Linked DNA regions of Homo sapiens: regions 2 and 3 are each linked to region 1. A link is an interaction called in ENCODE POLR2A ChIA-PET data of the cell type or tissue named here. Cell type or tissue: K562. All regions are shown on one strand.

Region 1 (2,500 bases):
GTCATAGTGGCACTGCACTCCAGCCTGGGTGACAGAATGAGACCCCATCTCAAAAAATAAATAATAATAAACAGAAGATGATAGCATGGAGAGAGGCAGAGGGGGACTAGGGACTGCTTTAGATGGCAGGAAGCCCAGGAAGACATCTCTGCTGTGACATTTGAGCAGAGATGTGAATGACAAGGAGCTCACCATGTAACAACCTGGGGACACGGTGCTGTTCCCAAAGGCAGGAAGAAGCCTGGTGTGTTCAGGGAGCAGGATGAAGGCAAGCATGGTTTACTGAGATGGGAGAATAGACGTTTCTAGGCAGAAGTTGGTAGGGCCTCACCAGTGATTACCTATAGCCAGTTTGATTTTTCTCCAATCATGAGCTGGTAACACAAATGCCACCCTATACTCAGGAGACCAGACTCCATTCCCAGCTAAGCCTGATGCTTTGTGTCCATCTCACAAGTGCTACAAAGGCCCAGGGTTGTCCAGGCACTGCCTGCCTAGAGCAGGTGAGCTGCTCAGCTGGGCAGTGAAGGCCATCTGTCTGACCTCCGCTGCCACCCTGGCACTGTTGACTTTAGTGAGCTGCAGTGGGGGTGCCTGGGACCCTGGGAAGCTGCAGAAACAGCTGGCAGGTCTGCAGAGACTGGTGAGGTATGGGGACTCACTAGCATGGCCTCCTTTTCCCGCAGATTCAAGGAGCTCAGAACAAGGTTTCCCTCCTGAAAAGTCCATGGTTCTGAGGTGGGCCTCCAGCCTCCCCTGCCCTTCCTCTGCTATTGGGATCCCTGAACCAGACGTGGTGCGCACAGGGAAGGCTGGGGCCCTGGTATGGCAGTGCTGAGCAGGTCTTCAGACAACCCGTGGTTCCAACCCCAGCTCTATTCCTACTGCCTCGTTAGTAAAACACAAGCAAAATACCATCTCCCTCCTTGGGTGGTGACCTTGAGGTGTCAGTGCGATAATGCATCTCAAGTGCTTAGTACTGCCTGACATATAGTACAGTTAGAAACTGATTATAGATAGGGAAACTGAGGCACTGGTAAACATACCAGGGGGCCTGTGGCCTGTGTTTTAGTTACTCCAGGCAATTCTCTGCCTGCCTCTGGGCCATCAATCATCTATTCACGCAATGAGGAATTGGCCTGAAAAATGCTAAAGCCTCTTCCATCTTGGGGCTTTTCTGGTTCTAAACCCAAGCCAGGGCCACCCACTCTTCTAATACCTTTCATCCAGCCGGTCCTTGTTCCTTGGCTCTTACCCAAGGAAAATGCCTTTTTGCCACTCCAAAATGAACTGCAGCTTTTTGTGCTTATGAACACAGTAAGAATAAAACAGCTCCTGATTGGTTGGAAACAGTGGTTCACATCTGGATTATTTGGAAGGCCAAGGGTGGGAGGATCACTTGAGCCCAGGAGTTCAAGCAGCCTGTGCAACATAGAGACCTCATCTCTACAAAAAATTAAAATTAGTTGGGCGGCCAGTCGTGGTGGCTCACGCCTGTAATCCCAGCACTTCGGGAGGCCGAGGTGGCTGGATCGCCTGAGGTCAGGTGTTCAAGACCAGCCTGGCCAACATGGTGAAACTCCATCTCTACCAAAAAATACAAAAATTAGCTGGGCATGATGGCATGCGCCTGTAGTCCCAGCTCCTGGGGAGGCTGAGATGGGAGACTTGCTTGAACTTGGGACGCAGAGGTTGCAGTGAGCCGAGATCGTGCCACTGCACTCCAGCCTGGGCAAAAAGAGTGAGACCCTGTCTCAAAAATAAATAAATATAAATTAAAAAAAATTAGTTGGGCATGGTGGTGTGTACCTGTGGCCTCAGCTACTGGGGAGGTTGAGATGAAGACTGCTTGGGCCCAGGAAGTTGAGGGTGCAGTGAGCCAAGATTATGCCATGCACTCCAGCCTACATGACGGGGCAAGAGCTTGTCTCAAACAACAACAATAAAAAACCCCACCTCCTGCTCCTTGGGCCCTTTTTCTGAAGTCCGCCTTCTGAATGTCCCCTCAGAAACCCCCACAATAGTCCTAGGGGATGAGTGCCTTAGGATTCCACTTTTCCTGATGATGAAATGGGGACTCAGAGAGGGGAAGGGACTTGCCCTAAGTCCTCTGCTGGAAAACAGGGAGGAGTTGGCTGGGCGCGGTGGCTCATGCCTATAATCCCAGCACTTTGGGAGGCCGAGATGGGCGGACCACGAGGTCAAGAGATCGAGACCATCCTGGCCAACATGGTGAAAACCCGTCTCTAAAAATACAAAAATTAGCTGAGTGTGGTGGCACGCACTTGAAGTCCCAGCTATTCAGGAGGCTGAAGCAGGAGAATCATTTGAACCTGGGAGGTGGAGGTTGCAATGAGCCGAGATCTCGCCATTGCACTCCAGCCTGGCGACAGAGCGAGACTCCATCTCAAAACAAAAACAAAAAACAAAAAAACAAAACAAAAAAAAACAGGGAGGAGCTGGGAATTTGAATCCATGTCCACCCAACTTCGGCCAGAGG
Region 2 (2,500 bases), 340 kb before region 1:
TTCAAGTGATTCTCCTGCCTCAGCCTCCCGAGTAGCTGAGATTACAGGTACCCACTATCATGCCCGGCTACTTTTTGTATTTTTAGTAGAGATGGGGTTTCATCATGTTGGCCAGGTTGATCTTGAACTCCTGACCACAGATGATCCACCCACCTTGGCCTCCCAAGTGCTGGAATTACAGGCGTGAGCCACTGTGCCTGGCCTGTTTGTGTGTTTTTTAATATTTTTTCTTTATTTTTAAATTGAGACAGGGTCTTGGTTTATCATCCAGGCTGGAATGCAGTGGTGTGATCATAGCTTACTGCAGCCTCCACCTCCCAGGCTCTAAGTGATCCTCCCTCCTCAGCCTCCTGAGTAGCTAGGACGACAGGTGTGCCCCAGCAAATCAGCTAATTTTTGTATTTTTTGTAGAGACAGGGTCTTGCTATATTACCCATGCTGGTCTTGAACTCCTAGACTCAAGTGATCCTCCTGCTTCAGCCTCCAGGGTAGCTGGACCTGGCCCACCTTTCCTTTCCTCTCCAGCTTCTAAAATTTGAGCTTCCTGGACTCCCAGGGGCGTTACTAGGCAACTGTGGCAACTCTTCCCAGTTCTAGAATGGAGCTACAGGGCAGCTGGGGGCAAAGCAAAAGGTGTCCCTCCACTCCACCCAAAAGTTGACAGGCTCAGGGAGTACCAGATGTTCCATAACCCCAAGGCCAGGCTCCCTCTGGGAACCAGAAGTTTCCAAAACATTGTATTGTTTCTTTATCTGTTCACCTGTCCGCTTGGGATGGCTGTAGATAGCTACCATTTATTGAGCATCAGCTGGACCTACATGTGGCGCTGACTAAGCATTACCCTTTTGAATCCTCCCATCCATCTTTATAGGATAGTATTATGCCCTTATTTTACAGTTGGGAGAACCAAACCAAATGAAGAATCAAGGCTCCGCCAGGCTCGGTGGCTCATGCCTATAATCCCAGCACTTTGGGAAGCTGAGGTGGGCAGATCACCTGAGGTCAGGAGTTAGACTAGACTAGCCTGGCCAACATGGTGAAACCTCATCTCTACTAAAAATACAAAATTGGCTGGGCATGGTGGTGCATGCCTGTAATCCCAGCTAGTTGGGAGGCTGCAGCAGGAGAATCGCTGGAACCCAGGAGGCGGAGGTTGCAATGAGCTGAGATCGCGCCACTGCACTCCACCCTGGGTTGACACAGCAATACCCTGCCTCTAAAATAAATAAATAAAAAATAAATAAAGACTCAAAGGCATAACTTGCCCTAAAATCAAAGGGCAAGGAGTAGAGGAGTCAAGATTCCAACCCCTGTCTTTCTGGCTCCCCTATACCAACATAGCCTTAGTGTAATGAAAACAGACCGCTCAGGAAGGCTGACAGTGAAGCAAGGCTGGTCTCTGAGACCCCCGGGAGATCAGCTCTGACGGGGCCTCAGGAATCTCCCGGTAGAGTTTCTCTACCACAGACATTTCTCTTTCCTTGCCCCTCACACTGAGCTCTGGCTCCTGAGTATTCCTTAAAAAGTTATCATTGGCTGGGCGTGGTGGCTCACGCCTGAATCACAGCACGTTAGGAGGCTGAGACGGGCAGATCACTTGAGTCCAGGAGTTTGAGACCAGCCGCACGACATGGCTAAACTCCATGTCTAGACATTTTTTATTTTTTTTGAGACGGAGTCTCGATCTCTCTCTCAGGCTGGAGTGCAGTGGTGCAATCTCTGCTCACTGCAACCTCCATCTCCTGGGTTCACGCGATTCTCCTGCCTCAGCCTCCCAAGTAGCTGAGATTACAGGTGCGTGCCACCATGCCCAGCTAATTTTTGTATTTTTAGTACAGACAAGGGTGTCACCATATTGGCCAGGCTGGTCTCGAACTCCTTACCTTGTGATCCACCGTCCTTGGCCTCCCAAAGTGCTGGGATTACAGGCGTGAGCCACCACGCCAGGCCAAAATTTTTTTTTAAATTAGCTAGAGACGGCCAGGCATGGTGGCTCATGCCTGTAATCCCAGCACTTTGAGAAGCCAAGGCAGGCGGATCACGAGGTCAGGAAATTGAGACCATCCTGGCTAACACGGTGAAACCCCATCTCTACCAAAAATACAAAAAATTAGCCGGGTGTGGTGGCGGGCGCCTGTAGTCCCAGTGACTCGGGAGGCTGAGACAGTAGATGGTATAAACCCAGGAGTTGGAGCTTGCAGTGAGCCGAGATTACGCCACTGCACTCTAGCCTGGGCAACAGAGCGAGACTCCATCTCAAAAACAAGACACACACACACAAAACAAAAAAAATTAGCTAGCGATGATCAGGTGTGGTGGCTCGTGCCTGTAATCCCAGCACTTTGGGAGGGTGAGGTGGGTGGATCACCTGAGGTTGGGAGTTAGAGACCAGCCTGACCAACATGAAGAAACCCAGTCTCTACTCAAAATACAAAAATTAGCCAGGTGTGGTGGCGCATCCTGTAATCCCAGTTACTCGGGAGGGTGAGGCAGGAGAATT
Region 3 (2,500 bases), 1.4 Mb before region 1:
TTACAGGTGTGAGCCACCGCGCCCGGCCTGGTGATGCTTTCTACTGAAGAGTCAGTTGATAGGTCTTTCGGGGAGATCTTGTGATGAAGAATCAAAGCATTTGACTGGGGAAAGAGTTCCAGGATAGTCAAGTGATGCTCAGGAAGTCAGTGGAGCCACGTGCTGGTTCCCCATCCCTGCTATAGCAAATTACCACAGACTTAGTGGCTTAAAACAACACAGCTTCATTCTCTGACAGTTCTGGTGGATGAAGCCTGAAATGGGTCTCACAGGGCTAAAATCAAAGTGTCGGGAGGGCTGCGTTCTGTCTGAACGCAGAGAGTTTGTTTCGTCCCCTTTTCCAGTTTCTAGAGGCCCCTGGTATTCCTTGGGCCATGATCTCTCCTTCATCTTCAAGGCCAGCAGGTTAGCGTCTCTCCTGTCTGACCCCTATTCTGTCCTTTCATCTCCTCTCTTAATGCTGCCTCTGTTTTTATATCTTTTCTCTAATTTTACTGCCTCCCTCTTGGAAGGGCCCCTCTGTATACTCTGGGCTCACCCAGATAAACTAGGATAATTTCTCCCATCTCAAATCCTTACGAAATCCCATGTGAAAAGTCCCTTTTGCCACATAGTCACAGTCACGGGTTCTAGGGATTGGGACATGGATGTCTTTAGGGGTGGAGGGCGTCCTTCAGCCTGCCACAGATGGCAAAGTCATGCCATTGTGGCTGCAGCTCCATTGTCCAGGCTGAGTGTGGGGGCGCATGGCGTGGTTCTCATGCCCACCACCTACCCTGACCCTGCGGAGGTGGGCAGGAGGCAGCGATAATCACCACGTGCAGAGGTCCTGCCAGGTGCCCAGCCTCATCATTCCCTAGAAGGCAGGCACCACCACATGCTCCCACACTGTAGATAAGGAAACAGCTTTGAAACAGATTTGAAAGTGTTTGAGGATTTGCCTGGAAGGAGGGCTCCAGAGCCAGGGACTGGGTCCGGGACACCCGGAGACTCTCTGCTTCTTGGAGCTCCGGCAACTGCTTGTCTTTCTCTTCACAGGAGAAGGGGGCCCTGCTGCCGCTGCCGTGGGGCGGGGCGTGGGCGGTGCTGGCTGCAGGAAGGCTCTCCCCTCCCACTTTGTGCTTTCCCTGCAGGCTGCTCCTCTGTCGAGCTGATCACACCCACAGTTGAGCTGCGCTGGCCAGAGATGCCTGCCCACAGCCTGGTGATGAGCAGCCCGGCCCTCCCGGCCTTCCTGCTCTGCAGCACGCTGCTGGTCATCAAGATGTACGTGGTGGCCATCATCACGGGCCAAGTGAGGCTGCGGAAGAAGGTATGTGCCTCCCTGGGGGTCCCCGGCCTGGGTCATACTTGCTTCTCTCCACGTCCTGTCAGGAAAGCCCCGGGATAGGGAAACATGGCCAAGGTGTGTGCAGGGCTGGGAGGTGAGCACCTCTTCCAGCCCCGCCGGGGGGCTTCCTGCCAGTCCCACGTGTCAGCAAGGCCTGCACCTTCTCCTCTCTGGCTTAAGAGCACTTACTCGCTTGCCGTGCCACCGGGCTGAGTTCTTGGCATGGAGAGAGCCAGCGAGTGTCTGTGAGAGAAGCAGGTTCTGGAGGGTGGAGTGTGGGAGCGTGACAGCACAAAGCCTCTGTCTAACCTGGTGGCTTCCCGGCACGGGAGGTCTGATATCTGGGTGGAGTGGGAACCGGCAAAACAGGAGTCCGAGAAACGTTTAAGTGGAAATTCCCAACTCCTGGCAAATGTCACTAACAAGCCCACTGTAGCCTCCAAAGGCCAGCTCCCAGCCGGGCACCGTCGGGGTGCTCAGCGAGGAATTTCCCCACTAATCCGAGCCCCTGAACCAAAACAACATTAACGAGTCCCAGAGCTGGGCCGGGGCAAGTTCCAGTAGCGTCCGTCACACTGGTTGGCGAGTCTGCAAAGTCATAGGCTGAGCTTGTCGGCTGTCCTGGCGGCAGAATGCAGAAAGACCCCAGGCACCTGTTACTTCCTCCCCAGGTATTTTAATAAAGCAATCATTTCCTGAAACTGTCTCTGTCTTCCCCTGTGTCCAGTTCAAAGGCGAGGTGAGGCAAGGCTGGCTCTGGCACTGCATGCGGGTGGATCCTGGGGAGTGAGGATCTTGGCCACAAGCCAGGCTCAGGCCCTGCTGCAGGTACAGGCAGGATTAAAGGCAGGGCAGCTGCCCAAGTGATAGGATGCCCGGAGGCTACAGCACACTGATAGCTTCTGACTTCTCCCTGCCTTGGCTGGTCCTGGGATATGGGATCCGGGCATCAAGTAGAACAGCTGCATTCACTCATTGAATCCTTCCCAGAGGACCGAATGTGGCCCGGAGCTGAGCATGAGATCCCCGCCACAGCCCTGAGGGCAGGGGAGGCGCCATAGTCATCCTGTTTTCTAGGTGAGGAACCTGGGCTCAGAGAGGAGACATCACTTATGAAGGTCACACAGCCCGGTTTGAACTCCAGTGTCCAGCTTCAGAGCCCACATCCTG

What was found. Peaks named below come from ENCODE experiments on the same cell type or tissue, not always from the same donor. Only the 100,000 strongest peaks of a DNase experiment are listed, where the experiment ranks them.
Region 2: POLR2A ChIA-PET joins it to region 1 with 5 read pairs; 2 of 35 experiments call an interaction of 5 or more read pairs at or near these places.
Region 3: POLR2A ChIA-PET joins it to region 1 with 5 read pairs; 1 of 35 experiments calls an interaction of 5 or more read pairs at or near these places.

Annotation. Positions count from the first base shown.
Region 1 is chr9:128,334,200-128,336,699 of GRCh38, reverse strand. No RefSeq gene overlaps it. Among named protein-coding and RNA genes, the nearest start is that of TRR-TCT3-1, 4.7 kb to the left of the region's middle. In K562, no CTCF peak of the experiment used is centred here; a DNase peak (open chromatin) is centred at 1,084.
Region 2 is chr9:128,673,912-128,676,411 of GRCh38, reverse strand. It overlaps a transcript of DYNC2I2 not described here. Among named protein-coding and RNA genes, the nearest start is that of SET, 14 kb to the left of the region's middle. In K562, no CTCF peak of the experiment used is centred here; no DNase peak of the experiment used is centred here.
Region 3 is chr9:129,751,699-129,754,198 of GRCh38, reverse strand. It overlaps PTGES (prostaglandin E synthase), which reads left to right and starts at 1,157. Exons shown (of 3, transcript NM_004878.5): 1 at 1,157-1,312. The coding sequence starts at 1,187. In K562, no CTCF peak of the experiment used is centred here; a DNase peak (open chromatin) is centred at 1,088; H3K27me3 peaks cover 2,500 bases.